Regions from separate parts of the Homo sapiens genome. Here region 1 is linked to region 2. The links are chromatin loops, found by intact Hi-C in ENCODE. Cell type or tissue: OCI-LY7. All regions are shown on one strand.

The links. Hi-C counts contacts between places; a loop is a spot of excess contacts. Peaks named below come from ENCODE experiments on the same cell type or tissue, not always from the same donor. Only the 100,000 strongest peaks of a DNase experiment are listed, where the experiment ranks them.
Region 1: it touches region 2 in a loop (9-fold over the local background); 2 of 110 quality-filtered maps call a loop at or near these places.

The regions. Positions count from the first base shown.
Region 1 is chr6:88,176,980-88,184,979 of GRCh38, forward strand. No RefSeq gene overlaps it. Among named protein-coding and RNA genes, the nearest start is that of CNR1, 15 kb to the left of the region's middle. RefSeq lists enhancers at 940-1,139, 6,414-6,977. In OCI-LY7, CTCF peaks have their summits at 3,045 and 3,256; DNase peaks (open chromatin) are centred at 1,092, 1,372, 1,802, 2,902 and 1 weaker place; H3K4me3 peaks cover 4,088 bases; H3K27ac peaks cover 4,353 bases.
Region 2 is chr6:88,608,539-88,616,538 of GRCh38, forward strand. It overlaps RNGTT (RNA guanylyltransferase and 5'-phosphatase), which reads right to left. Exons shown (of 16, transcript NM_003800.5): 15 at 5,734-5,857; 16 at 1,359-4,344. The coding sequence ends at 4,181. Among named protein-coding and RNA genes, the nearest start is that of RNGTT, 350 kb to the right of the region's middle. In OCI-LY7, no CTCF peak of the experiment used is centred here; DNase peaks (open chromatin) are centred at 3,413, 4,283, 4,763, 6,023 and 3 weaker places; H3K4me3 peaks cover 6,427 bases; H3K27ac peaks cover 7,866 bases.

The DNA of each region.
Region 1 (8,000 bases), 430 kb before region 2:
TAACAGGCACTCTTCCTATGTTTCTTCATTTATCTACCTTTGTGGACATCTGCTGAAAATTGTGTATCCACCATAACTCTTACTCAGTTACAATCATAGTATAACCATTGTATTAGGACCTGAGATAGATGCAAAAATAAATATGATGCAGTCCTTGGCCTTGAAGATTTTACAGTGTGGTAGGGAAATATGGATATAGAGATTTACATGCAAAGAAGTCCTTGAATTGGATAGATTCATGTGGAAACACAGAAAAAAGAGTAACTAATTCTTCCTAAAGTGAGTGTTTGGGTAGTGAAAGAAAATTAGGAAAGGCCTCATAGGAATGAGATTTGACCTTGGCTCTGAATAATAAAAAGCATTCAAGTCATAGAAAACACCAAATGTAAGGCTGAGAGTAGAAATAAGGATGATGTCTCTAGCAAATGGAAAGTTTGGAGGACTTAAAGGAGAAAAGTGTGGAAATAAGTCAGGAGATGAGACTGAAAGTGGAAGTTTGAAAACTTTTCTTAAAGGGTATCATATATTGGGCTGAGAAGTTTAGACTTAAGGACTTATCTTATCATATGCTAGATGGAGTGGAGAGAAGACAGGCTGCAGGCATAGTGACCATTAGAACACATTTAGGAAAACTTAGGAGGAGAGATAGCAGGGCAGCAACCTTGGGCACTGGCCTTCAGTAGAAGTGATAACCTCAAAGGCCTCTAGGGCTCTGCAGGTATCTTGAATAATTAAAGGGCTGAGTATAAGGCAACAGAAAGTCGTGGGACCTACAGTGGCAGAAAGACTAGGTGCGCCAAAGCACTCAAATTCAATAAAAAAAGTAACAACGACAACATCTTTGTTGAACAAATAGAGCTCATCTGGGGATCAGATTTGTTCTGCAGATGTCAGTTTGCCACTCCTTGATCAATATAGAATGATCTGTTTACTCTCTTTTTGGTACCCTTTCAGAAGAGACAGCATTCCTGATCTTCTCTGGTGAACTATGCTGGTGTTCGGTCACTCTGAAAGTCAAAGACTTTGGTACTTTCTCAACTTCTGCTTCTTTAGTTCAAATTCACTTCCTTTTTTTCTACCTTCAGTGTGGCCACAGATCATTTGGTTCCCCGCCTACCCATTCTTAGAGTCTTTCATATTTTTTACCTTCCAACTCAAAGTACATTTTGTTTAAAATCAATACATGAAATTATAGTAATAACCACAACCAAGATTTGCATAACACTTCATGCTTAAGATGCATTTTCATCCCCTTTTTTTGAGGTAGATAAGGCAAATTTTTCAGATTAAAAAAAACCCAGACTTCATTTAAATGGCATATGCAAGTCATACAGCTGGAAGATGGCAGTGGAACTTTGGTCTCTCTCACTAAGTCAGTTTGCTCTTTTCTTGACCTCATCGTGCCTCCCATGGCCTCTTTGCAAGTTGGATGACTCATCTGCATATTTGTTCTGTCTAAGTACAGAGAAGAAGAATACTGGTTCAGAACTTAGAAAACAATGGCATTTTAATAAAAATGACACTTTGGACCTTAAAAACATTAAATTAATCTTTTCTTTAAACCCACAATTTTGTTGACAGTGTGCTAAAATGATGAATATTTAAAAGTTTAATTTTTTTTCTTAATATGGAAAATTTATTCCACTGACTACTTTTAAAACTCTTTAACTTTGAACTCAGTCATTTGTTTATCCATCAAATCTTCATTATCAGATATTGTGCTAGAAATACAAAAAGGAATAAAACATGGTTTCTGGCAGCAACTCAAGCTCCAGGTCATTTCTGATTGCCTCCATGCTGGACCCAAGAACTGACTATCTTCTGAAGGCTTTTCCCCTAATACCCCTCTGAAAGGATTTGTACAAATATATCAATATTTTTGATGGGACCATCTCAAGTTTTACTCAACTATAAGCAAAACTGGCAAGCATATAGCATTCTTTGGACAATAGGTAAACAGAAAAATCATGTTGCCTACAAATGTATTTTTAAACCAAAAAAATGTGGGGGATGAGGGTGATGATCCAACTCAGAGAACAGCCATTTTCAGTAGACTGTTTTGAAAAAACAACTGATTTGTCTTCTTGTTAAGATTCAAGAGAGAATTGCATTTATGTAACTTGAATAAACATCTAAAATAATTAAGGATTGCCTGAATTTGAAAATCATGACTGCCAAATTTAAAACAGAGATGGAAGCAGCCAATAGAAGAAAATCAGTTAGTGAAGTACAAAAGAATTTGCAAAACTCTCCCAGAACACAGAAGAAATGGGTAAAAGATTGAGGTGATGAGTGAGATTTAAAAATATGGGGAAAAGATCACGGAGATTCAATCAAGGAATATAGAATTCCCAAAAGAGACAACTGAATTGTTGGGCCAGAAACAAAGATCAAAGTGTTAAGATAAGAAAAGATCCAGAGAAACTCAGTGTAAACATCTGGACATTGAAGGTGTGAATAACATTCCCATTCACGTTGTTTTGTCATAACAAAACAATGACAATGCTCAATCATTAACAGAATGTAAAAATCCTAGACATTTTCACCACCCTGTCCCCCTACTCCTGCCCCCGCCCCCGGCCCGCAACGCACACAAAATAAAACCAACAACAACCCACCAAGTTATCTACTGTGTCTGTTAGGATTCCTGCAGGAAACAGCAACCACCTCTGATGGTTTCATGAAGAGACTTTAATAAAGGCACTACTTACCGAAAGGATTAAAAGAGCAAACAGGAAGGTGAGGCACCCAGAGACTAGCAACAACCTGTTGATGTCTCTTGGGCTAAAGAAACAAGAAGAGGAAGTAAAGTTAGCAGAGCAGGGGCCCTGTATGTGTTCTAAAATCACAAAGGGACACAGCTGCTGTTAAGAGATTCTGCACTGGGCTAGGGGAAATGGGGAAAAGGTAAGTTCTGACCTCTCTCTCCCCTCCTGCCCTCTGATCACCTGCTGGTACTTTCCATTGCCTGAACCCAGCCCGGAGCCAGCAGGCAAGGGGGCCAACAGAGGCAGAAAACAGCTGTGAGCCTTTTAGTGGTCACAGCAAGGTAGAGAAACATTGAATGGATTTGGAGGGCTGGGTGAGGACTTGAATAAGGAGTATATTTATCAAGGATCAAATAACTAGTTCAATTGAGAAATACTCAGTTAGCTTTGGAAAAAAAAATACTATAGTACACGGATTCCATATTCAAAAATACTGTAGTACATTAATTTGTTGTTCATGTGTGAATGAAGTAAAAAAATAGTCAAGGATAAGCAAGGACTTAGGGAAACTTCTAGATGATTCAATGAGTGTAAGACAAACTCAATCTCTGCTCTCTGAGCTTATATTCATGTTAAAATTAATTTGTAATGAACAGTGTCATGTGCTGGGAGGAAAAACTTCTCCTCTCCCAACTCAGGTCCTACTGGTTGGGGGCCTGTGAATTAAGTGACAATAAACAGATTAATAGGAGAAAAATATATTAGGCATGCAGGAGTACCTTATATAGAGAGTAGCTCCCAGAACAGTTAGAGTCTCTTAGACTATTAGTCTAGTAAGACAGTCTATTAGTCTCTAATAAGAAGGGCAGAAGTTAGAGTTTCAAAGGTTGAAAGGTTCTGATGGGGCTCATTCACACCATTTTTTTGGATTGTCCTGTTGTGCAAGGCCACTACCTTCTTGAATGGACACCTCCCCAAAGGGGCTTCAGGGGCAGCTGACTCTCATAAAACACTGTCAGATGAAGGAAATTCAAAGATTTCTTTCTGAATCTTCTGCAGCTCAGATGTCTTTACTTTGAAGTATCTCCATACCAGTTTGATGGGCTGTTGGTCTCTTCACATGGTAAGGAAAGTGGAAGCACAGGGTGCTACAGGTATACCTTGGAAGGGAAGAACCTGGTTCAGCATGATTAGGGAGAGCTTGGAAGGAAGTGGGGTCTTAGTTGAGACTGAAGGGTGAGTAGATGTTAATCAGGCACAGCACCTCAGGAGAAATCCAGGAAGAGGGATCAGTAATATGTACCATGTACCATCAGGTTGGCACCCAGTAGGTATTGAGCAACCATGATACGAGAGTTAATTAAAATAACCTAACAACTAAAAGTCTTAAGAAAATGTTCACAGGGAACTGATGTTATATATACATTTAGGAAGTATATACTGATCGTCCATTAAGGAGCTGGCACTGGGACACAAAAACAAGTAAAATGTATTCAGACCCATGCTTTTGACTGGGCAGTCCCAGAGGGAAGCAGGTAGAGACTTAGAGAATTAAATAAGCCCTTGATGAGAACTGTATTCAAAGCACCATAGGGAAGTGTGGTTGCTATGATGCATCCTATCTCCCCACTTGTCTGCTGAAAAGAGCTTTGATTTGATGTGCTGCACTTGACCCCTGGATCATCTCCTTTCCTCCTCAGAACTTTGCTGTTATGTTTGGGGATATTCAAAGTGTCACTAATAAACTTAATATTAATGCCTTTATCATCCTTGTCAATGAGAACCATAGAGGAGAAAAGATTTCTTATCCATTGCTAGGTTCATAGCTGAGGCTTCTATAACAAAAGACAGATATAGATTAATAGGAGAAAAGCATACAAACTTATTTAATATAAGTCTTGCATGACACAGTAGCCTTCAGAAATGAAGATCGAAAGAGTCAGAGAAACCTGTGTATTTTCATTCCTGAGTTTGATGAAGAAATGGATAGTTGTGGAAAAGTATGACTGGGTAAAAGAAGTATGGTCTAATGATGGTAAACCAGGAGGAGCTTAGCAAAGCTTGTTTGTTCTCTGGGTCTTCAGAGCTCACATGAAGGTCTTATGGCCTATTCAGGTGAAGGTCAGAAACTCCATTTCTAGAACTAATAGCCTGCTTCAGGGGAGAAGGGTGGGAGAAGGTCAGAGAGAGACGTTCCTGCTTCTGCAGTTTTCTCAAACACCAAGGTGCCATATTTGGGGATAGCATATCCTCAGCCCCATCAGAATCATATTCTCAAAGATCTGTCAGCCAGTTGGCAATACTATCTCTGTCTCCACTCTTCATTTCCTTTCATTTCTATGCTTTATCATGGTAAGAGAAATAGTGCAGCTAACTGTTTAGTTTCCCAGAAATTTGGAGGAAATTACTGAGGAAATATCTTGTCAAAAATCTCTTTTTAAATTTGTTTATTCAAATGAAGAAAGCATAGGGAATTCTTGAATAGTTCTACATTAAAAGGCATATCTTGTATTGACTAACAAAGATTTTCTCCTTGACAAAATTTTAATAAGGCTCCTCTGAGCCCTCTGCTTGACTAGACCCACCTTGGGCTTCTGTCTCCATCCTTGCGGTAGAGTCCAGTTTGGGCAAGAATCCTGTCAAGTCGATTTACACAGAGTCTTCCACCCTCCATATCTAATCAAATTACCTGTACCCATCCCCCACCATGTCCCAGGTGACATCTAATCACCCTGGCCTGCCTTCAGAAGAATCTTGTTATGTCAGTTTAGTGAAGAATTACCCTACTGATATGGTTTGGCCCTGTGTCCCCACCCAAATCTCATCTCAGATTGTAATCCCCATAATTCCCATGTGTCGAGGGAGGGGCTTGGAGGGAGGTGATTTGATCATGGGGATGGTACCCCCATGCTGTTCTCCTGATAGTGAGTTCTCACAAGATCCAGTGGTTTTATAAGCGTTTGGCAGTTCCTCCTTCATGTCCTCTCTCTCTTGCCACCATATAAGATGTGCCTGCTTTCCCCCCCACCATGATTATGTTTTCTGAGGCTTCCATGTGGAACTGTGAGCCAATTAAACCTTTTTGCTTTGTAAATTACCCAGTCCCAGGCAGTTCTTCACAGCAGTGTGAAAACAGATTAATATAACTACCCTTTTAGTGAGGTTCCATCCGTGGAACCCCCCAACTCTGCTCATTGGCTGTAAATTCCCACTTTTCCTGGCTGTATTTGGAACAAGCCCAATTTCTCTCCTCTACTGCAAAACCCCATTGAAGGAATCCTGAGTAAAGTCTGCCTTACTGTTCTTAACAAAAGTGTGAGAATAATTTTTTTTTAACATGACACACATTTCAGTAATCATTATCCTTAATAATTCTTTAAGGGACATACAAAGAAAAAAAGTAGCACAAAAAAGGGAAATAACCACAAAATGTGCTTGGTAATAAGGTACATATAGCCTAAAATGAGATCATCAATAATTAGAATTGTTCAAAGTTACTTCTCCTCTGGAAAAATAAGATTTTTATATTTATAGTTAAATGTGTAATTAAGTATTCTATGCATGTCATGTATAAAGGTATATTTATGCAATGTAATTTTAATCAGCTTTCTATATTATTTATCAATAAAAATAAGAAAAAACCAAGAGTGCTTTGGACTTTAATATGCAGAATCTTAACTCTCACATCCTGTCACTTTTGTGGGAAAAAGTAAATGGTTGGATAAGAAATATGCTGATTGAACTTATTTTCAAGTTATGAAAATAATGTGATTCTTGGTAGCTATGAAAACAGAGTAGTCTCTAATGAAATATATGCATGAAGGGAGCTATTAAGTCACACTTTATCTTCTTTATCTGAGTTTGTGATAAAATGTTCCCCACTGCTTAAAAAAAGCTGCAGTGAATTGAAGAGCTAAACTCTCTCCATCAAGGGACTAATGATTCTCCTGTTAAAATGTAAATGGAGCGGCCTTGAGTGGTTTAAAGCTTGCTAGGAAAGACTGTGGAATTGTCATTATCCTGTCATTACTGTGGCTCCCCACAGGAGCAATTGTAAAGGGGAAGGAGGGTTGAACTGAACTTCTAAGTGCCAGGGACACTTCTTGTAGCATTGAGGCAGTTAAGAGAAGAGCCTGGTATTCCAGAGATGGCAAGTGAGGAAGCAAGCACAGGAAAGCGTTTTAGAAGGTGATATATTAATAGTTTGGATATTTGTCCCCACTCAAGTCTCATGCTGAAATGCAATTCCCAGTGTTGCAGGTGGGACCTGGTGGGAGGTGTTTGGATCAAGGGAGTGGATTTCTTATGAATGGTTTAGCACCATTTCCTTGGTGCTGGCCTCCAGATAGTGAGTTCTTGTAAGACTTGGTCATTTAAAAGTGTGCGGCTCCCCACTGCCCCACTCTCTCTCTTGCTCCTGCCTTTGCCATGTGATGTGCCTGCTCCCACTTCACCTTCTGCCATGATTTTAAGCTTCCTAAGCCCCCAGAAGCAGATGCCAGTGATGTGTTTCCTGTTTAGCCTGCAGAACTGTGAGCCAAGGAAACCTCATTTCTTATAAATTATCCAGCCTCAGGTATTTCTTTTTGGCAGTGCTAGGACAGCCTAATACAGAAGGTCAGGTTAGAGAGAAAGTCCTGGGTAGACTCAGAGGCCACAGCCACTGTTGGGGTGGGTGAGGACAGGTCTGAAAAGATTATGATTTTTTTTTTTTGGAAGCCAAAATAAATCATTCTGTTGCTGGGTTCAATCTGGACTTTATTCTTTCAGAGCAGAAAGGGGCTCAAAGGCAAGAAATTGTCCTTGGACTGGAAAGCAGAAATGAAGTAAAACAGGAGAGGTCCATGCGCCTCTGAAATTGTGTGTAAAAATGCATGTGTCTCTGTGTCTCTGCCTCTGTGGGGAGAAGATCAGATCTTTAGCAAGCATCAGATTCTCAAAGGGGTCAATAACTCTATCCTCTTTTCCCCTTCTCCCTTCGCCAAAGAAACTAACAAAAAGTCACTGAATTAGAAATGAAACTTCCCATTTATGGAGTTCTTGTCATCTGAAAGAGAAGTGTCAACAGGGGCCACTTGAAAGAATTTATTGTTTTAGACATGCCAAGAGAATTGATTAACCTAAGCTTATAGTTGTAATGTTTTCTCCCTCAACTATATGTCATTTATCTCTAAACTCCTTCACACTATAGCGAAATTTAATTGTGCATTGAAGTGAATCTGTGTTAAACTAATGGGTTAAGTGGAATGAAGGAAAGTCTTCTGAGAAGAAATTAAAGTGCAGAACTCAAAG
Region 2 (8,000 bases):
AATTCCACCTCTGCAGTGATTCCCAACACCAGTTCATGAAAAAGTTTTCATCAGCTAGGGAGGCAATATACAAGCAAAGGACAATGGAGTGAATCTTTCATAAAACAAAATTTCTTCTATATAAAGGCCTGTCTTCTAAAATATGTCCTACTTCCTTTTTGTGTGTTAAGAGTTCCTTAGTTTTACTAAATAATGGCAAGATAATTTGTTTTTTTAATGCCCTGACATGGCAAAATATTTGGCAACCCCGGATCCATGCCCTGGTTTTGGGAAATGTGAAATCTGGAGACCAGGTGGCCCCTGCTCAGAGTCTGCTCCACTACCACCTTCCTGATACTGCAGAGTGGTCACCTGACATCAGTCAGGTGAGGGAAGGGGCCCATCTGCATTAACCAAGGCTGACAATGACCTGCCAAAGCAGCAGAGTTGACAGCTAACTATGAGACAATCAGGAAAATGTTAGCCCAGTGTGTAATTTAATCACTTATTTCTTCCTAATTACCTCTTTAGAATTTAGCATCTTAATGAGAACATTAAACTTCCCCTTCATGGCTGCTTAGTCACTCACATTTAAGTATTGTTAAATAAATAGTTAAATAAGGCCCTAAAGTGTATTTACTTCTGTGCTCCCAACTTCACCTTCTTTATTAGAGAGAAGTGCTTAAAGCCTATTACCCTGTTAGCACCCAAAAAATGTCTTAGTTTGGGACCCCCTGGCATGAAATCAGTCTTCCACAAAGGGACTGTATGTAACTAAGCCTTTGGGAGAGGACTGTGCAAAAATGTAGGTGCTGGAGTAAAAAGACCTATGTCTGGATCTCAGCTCACAACTTAGTCTCAGGTTCCTCATCTAAAAGTGGGGTTGGTAACAGTACCTGCCTGCATAGAGTGGTTATGTTTAGGACAGTCTTGGTAGTTGGTGAATAATCAATAATGGTTATACTGCTATTATGGTGAATATGGGAGATTTTCAAAGTACTGTCTTTAACACAGGAATCATGGTTAGACCTGGAAAGGCTTTTAAATAATCTAGCCCAGTGTGACAGATGGGATTTGCCACTTTATAGATGGAACAAAATGGCAGGGGTGGATGGGGGTGTGTGTGTGGGAGGATCTAGACAGAACAGAGCCAACAGGAGGCAGAGCCTGGACTTGTGTGAGTCTAGTCCAGAGTTTTCTCCACCACATGTGTCCTCCCACTTGGGAGTATTTGCTTCTTGGCTTCCAAGGTTATTTTTTTGGCCAGGAAAAACTATATGCAGAGTTCAAAATGGTGGTATTATTTAAACATTTAAAGATGGCAAATTCCATACTATAAAAATGCAATGCAAAAAAAAATTTGGTAGTTCACGACTTCATCATTTCAGAATATTTATTGCTATTGCTGAGTATTCTAAAAAATTTAAATGCATTAAAAATAATGTAACAGAATATCTACTCATACAGTAGACTGCTAAGATTAGATGAAGAGAAATAATATAAACATCATATAAAGATGTGCTTTCTCCCATTCCTCTCCACTTCAAAAATAAAAGGTTCAAACTACACCCCCCTGTGTCAATCAAATTTCTCAGTTTCTCAGAAAGAAAAATAGAGGCTTTCCAAGTCTTTATGCTAATCTCTACAAAGCCAGATGGATTACACTGGGTGTGGCTGACAGCAGTAGGATGTGATGCCAGCAATAGAAGGGACACAAGAGTATCACCAGTAAAACAAAGTAGATACACTTATGCTAATTTAAATCAGTAGTTTTATTACAATACGCACTGACACACAATTGGAAAAGGAATGTCCTGACATTTTCTGAGCATTTCACGGAAAGCAAATGTAACCATCCACGCAGTAGAGTCATCCACACCTTTTCCTAACAAAAAGCAAAAGCTTTCACATGTGATAACTGAAGAAAGCAAAGTTTTCTTATTCTTGTCTAAAAAACTTCAGTCTCAGAAAATAGTTATTGAAGTGAGCTGAGAAGGAGCACATTTCCTTCACAATGTCCAAAATCCTGCCTCTAGATTATCCCCCTGACCTTCTAAATGACTTTTATAATACTGCAGATGGTATTATGTTCAGGGGCTAAATGGGATCTACTTATAAGGCCAACTACTCTATGTCACTATAATTGAAAGGAAAGAATAAATTAAGAAAATTAAGTCCTGCTAAAATGCACAAAGACTTGAAGAAAATATCTGGGTGTATTAAAAGTGAGATGCTCTTTTCACGTAACTCATTTGAAAGGTTACAATTACCATAAACATTTTAACTCCATTAAAGATCATTGGCAAAAGCTTGCTTTCGTATCTGCAAAAGGGCTCTGCCTTTCCACAGGCTCGGAGGGAAAGCAGCACACCGTGGAAGAGTCACTCGTCCTGGGGAAGCAGGCATCAGACTATTTGAAGTTGCATAGGCATTTTTTTTTTAATCCATTTTGTAAAAGATACTATGGAACCTTGAGAATTTTCCCTCCTTCAATAGTCATTGTGGCATCAGTTGTTTTAATCCCTTTAGCGCCCAAATGTGCAAAAACACTCTAGTAAAAAACGTTACAATGGCGTTTTGGATAAATTCACTATACATTACATGACTTGGGAACAACGAAGAAAAAAGCCCAAGCTTGACTCAACTATTTCATATAGAAAAGCACTGCAGGAGAAAACTTTGTTTAAAAACATTAAAACTCAGGTGAATATAAATACATTTTTGGTTCATCTGTGCTATGTCCATATAGAAATCCCGTCAGATATTCAGTCTACCGGGTAATTCAGTTGGATTTCGTGTCTGACTGAATCAGTAGAAGAATATACACTTGCATATACTTACACAGATATGCATTTACATATACAATTCAGACCATGAAAATTTGTTTTAAATACATTTACTTAAAACATGTACCTCTAAAAATAAATACACTAGCCTCCATTTAGCTAATTCTCAGAGTTCTTTCACAAACCAATTAGAACAGTTTATCAACAATGGCAGACAATCAATTAGCCGCCCTTTAAATCCATTATCTATCAGTAAACATTTTAAAATTCAGATGTATAACAGAAATAACATCCGCAGAATAGAATGTAGATAGAATTCTCGCTTTGAAAATAAATGTCTTGATTTCCTTGATATTTAGTTCCTACAGATGTCTACACTTTGCCTCTGCATTTATCTAGCAGTGGGAGAGCATTTTCTGGTGACAGCATTCTATTCCATGACATTACCTTCTAATCAAAGAAGTTAGCTGGCATTCCCTTTGCTGTTTTGTTCGAGAGAAGGAACACAACATCGTTTGTATTTGATATCACTCCCATAGATCACAGTGAGTTGTGTGTTTTAACGTAATTTACAATGTGCTGATACCACTGAGGTAAAGCAGAAGTAGCCCTGGCATTTAAAAAAAGAAGTCTCCCAGGAGAACAACACATAAAGGACCTGGTGGTGTATGTCCAAGTTCCATGAAGTAACTCAAAACCACTGCCAGAATGGACACACTGGATATCTGATATCATAGTCGAAACAATACAAACAGATGAAAATACTCAAAATACTTCCTTTAGAAACAATGCAATTCACAAAAATGGAGCTTTACTTTTTTCTTTTACATTTCCAAAAAACTTGTTAAAATGATATAAACCAGACCAAGTTGTTTAATATAGTACAACTTAACAACCCTGTCATTTGTTTTTGAATACAGGGATCTCAGAAATGTAGGAAATCCATGGTAAATGATAGCAAGAATGTTTAATGCCATTGCCTGGATTTTTTAAAAGGAAAATTTGCTACAGTTGTAACACAACTTCTAAAAAATACTGTTTTATGGGCTCACAGTTTCCAGATTGTTAACTTTATAAATTAAATGTGAAGCTACCCATATATAAACAAGGCCTCTTTTTCATTGATTTCCATCTTGTTTAAACCTTTGGATATTTCAATCTTCAGATTCCACAAGGTAAGGCTGAGTTTATCAGATAAATAAGATGTTTAAGTCCACGATGTATTGCAGCACTGAGGAAACGAATGCATCAAGTATTTACAGGCTGGCTACGATAACTTTCTTTTTTTAAAAAAAATTCAAATGTGTATCAACATCAAGCCACAGTCGTTTTTCAATTTCTCTGGCTACAAAAATGGGCAACAGCGTTTTTTCCTCATTCCTCTTTCTTCTTAACCCTCAAGTCACAGGCAGGTCTTAGGTTAAAGGGCGTGGTCTTTTGGGAGGTGGTGGTGGCATGAGCTCCGTGTCAGGGTCCAGATGATGTTTTCGCTTCTGTCCTTGAGAAGCTGCAGTACATCTGTCGATGAACTCAAACAGCATCTCCTTGGTGACAGGGTTTGAGATGCTGTTACACACAGCTGTGGACAAAGGGAGACAGGTCTCATGTGAGGGTTAATTAAGGCAGCTGACTCACCACAGGCTTATGAGAAAGGTTTTCATCCCAATATACTAAATACTTTCCATTTTACCCATTTGAGTGATGTGCTTCACATTGAACTATCTCCTCCCTACCCTACACCCAAAATATGTGCTTGTCTAATGGCTACTCTTTACTGCAGTATTAATTTTAAACCAAAACTTTAAATGTTTGGGCTATAAGCATGTCTTCCCCACGGTTTTCTATCCCTCCCAAACCAGTTTTTATGGGATTTTAATCTAACACAACACATTGCACCATAGTCTGTATTCAACTAAAACTTCTACAGAAAACGTGCACTATAGTCCTTCAATCTTTCTCTCAGAAAGAAGTCTACTCTACGAAACATAAAACATGGCACCAGCCACCATTCCTGTTGAATAGGTGGTTTCATTGTAGCTAGCAGACCATATTATCTTCTCTTATCAAAATTTAGTGCCAGTCCTTTTCATTTTATTTACCTATTTGGTCTTAGAAGAAAAGACATTGGCTTAATCATCCTGACTTTTGAAATTAACTCATCTTGTCTGAACATGGATGCTAGTTCCAATGAGAACTCCTAAATGTACAACAGTAACTTTTAAACTGCAAAGCTGAAATTGGCAATTTCAATATTTTCTCATTAGCTTATCATATCATCATCATCATCCTCCTCATCAACTGCACATTCTAAAAGTAAAGTTTGATTAACCTGTTATCTTGGTTTTTACCTTTTTTCAACTCCACTAAAAATGCAATCCAGAACAACAACTGCTACTGGTAGTGGTATACCTTATAAACTTCAATTAATTTGTGTTGTTCCCCATGAAAGAAACTTACTATTCTGAATTCCCAAAGCATTCATATTGTACCCAAAGAACACTCTGAAGAATAGCATAGCAGATTTTGTCTTTTTAAATGGTTTTCGTTTACTTTGTTCTCCATTGTTTATAAAGCTATTTTAAGAGCTGGAAATTACATTTTCCCCTGATAATTTTGTCTTTTACCATCTGGCAAACAATGGTTTTTATAGTTTTGAATAGATCTGAAATTATCATGGTTTCTGTTGTTGTTGTTGTTCAATAAATTCAACTTGTATACAGCCCAGTATCCTGCCCTTTAAACTTCTCTTTTGGGTGCATGGGCACAAGATCACCAGTTTAGAGAGTAGAACCTACAAGCCAACTGGAGCCAAACAGAATACAGACTTGACGTATCTTTCCCATCAAACAAGGATGAAGTCCAAATGACTATGCCCCATTAAGCAAAACAACAAAGGCAGCACACTTTGGGTCTAACACCTTAATTTTTGTTTTAAATATAATAAGCACTGGTAAGTTGTCATACTCACCCATGGCAGTGTTGTAGGCATTAGGAAAACTTTTGTCTGTTCTCTGTCTCATGAAGACCCAGCTGTTGTTCTCAAATTTGCATTCTATAATTTTGTTGTCATACTGTTTCAGCTCTTTTGTCACCTGTTTTGAAAGAGAATTGAGGAAAATATTTAAATAACTTGAAAGGCTTTTTGCTTCTACTATGTGACAGGCACATTAGGAAATGATAAAAATACCTCAGTAACTCTTCATGCAGAGAGCTCTTTGTCATCTGAAGTATCTAATCAAGCTTAAGGTATGGTGTGCACTCCCTTGTACACATGCTCACTTATCCGACATTTTATAAATAATTGTGAAAATGGCTGTCAATATATAGCAATTAAAAGAAGCTAGGCAGAAACCAGCCATGCTGGGCCAAATGCAAATATGTTACCATGGGGACCAATACCTTCAATATTGTCTGTGTCTCTACGGCTTTCAGAAATTGAGTATACTGCCTAGGTTTCATCAACTTTCAGAAAGGTCTAACCATCTAAATTCCTATGTTAAAATCTAAGAAATGCCGTGTACTAGTTAAATGAAAAAGTTACATATCAATAGTGAATACTAGGATCAAATTCAGGCAATGTACATCCTAAATATTTTGCTTTCCAAGCAGTGACAATTAACCAACAATCTAATCTTCAGGAAACTTAGCCTTTCCATCCCCAAACTAGTACAAATTTACAGATGAAGCTATTTGTGACATTAGTTGATGGGTTTTTTGGCTTCTTCACCTCAGATGACTGAATATGGATACTCTATCAAAGCTAACAAGTATCCATGGTAACTACGAACCTTTTAAAAGATATTTCACTGGGCTGTGAGAATGGTTTTCATAAATAGGAACCTAAGCTTATCTTTGTAGTTTTCAAATCAAATGCCAGTCATGGTAATATTTTAATTCTGTCCTCATCTTTCATGGCTAACAACTTTTCCTCACAATATGGTAGACTGCAATCATTTAACTTCATTAGCATTATCTGAAACATTCTCATTTTTCTACCCACATATTCACTACCACCTAGGAATATGACGAGAAGTAAGTTTTTAAAAGATGCTTTCAATTCGCAGATTAGGCAGCACATGTCTTCATAAAAACTTTCAAACTATATTCCTTTCCCTTTACATTTGATTGTACCATCTGCATTTTCAACAAATCCAACAGGTGCAATACACTCAGTGGTTTTGGAACTAGACATGCCCAAAAAAGTGATATTCCAAGTAGCAAACTTGCCAAATTTATCCTCAAATATTCATTATTTTAGTCTCAATTCTCTTGCCTTGCTTTCTAGGGACCCATTCTTTTATTTTGGAAACACTGTGTATATGCAAGTATTGGACAACTCATTCAGTTAGGTAAACACAGTTTTGCTATACCACATGTAAGGTCTAACAGAAATAAGTTTCTAAACCTTTCAGTGTCTATTTCCTAATTTCTAAAATGGGGAACAAGTTCCTAATTTACTGGGTCACTGAAAGAATAATAATTGAAAGTGCCTGGGACATAGAACAATCAGTAAAATTGTTAACCAAATATAAAATTAGGCAATGAAACATTGCTTTTTAAAATCTGTGGTAAAAAAACATTGAATTTTCCATCTTAACCATTTTTAAGTGTACAGTTCAGCAATGCTAAGTGTATGTCTAGAACTTTTCCATCTTGCAACACTGAAATGCTATACTCCCTAAACACTAATTGCCCCCCTTCCCCTCTACCCAGACCTTGATAACTGCCTTTCTACTTTCTGTTTCTATGATTTTGACTACTTTAGATACTTCATACGAGTATTAACAGAATCACACACTATTTGTCCTTTTGTGATTGGCTTGTTTCACTTAGCATAATGTCCTTGAGGTTTATTCATGTTGTAGCATGTGACAGAAATTCTTTCTTTTTAAAGGTAGAATAATATTCCACTGTATGTATACACCACATTTTCTTTAGCCATTCATCTGTCAATGGACACGTGGGCTGCTTCTACCTCTTGGCTATTTTGGATAATGTTGCAAAGAACGTGGGTGTGAAAATATCTCTTTGAGATCCGGTTTTAAATTATTTTGGCTATACACCCAGAGGCAGTATCACTGGATCATAATTTTATTTTTAATCTTTTGAGGACCCCTTTGTTTTCCATAATGGCTGCATCAATTTACATTCTCACTAACAGTATGCAAGGGTTCCAATGTCACATCCTTAACACCTGTTAGTTTTTGTTCCTTTTTTTTTTAAAAAAAATTGACG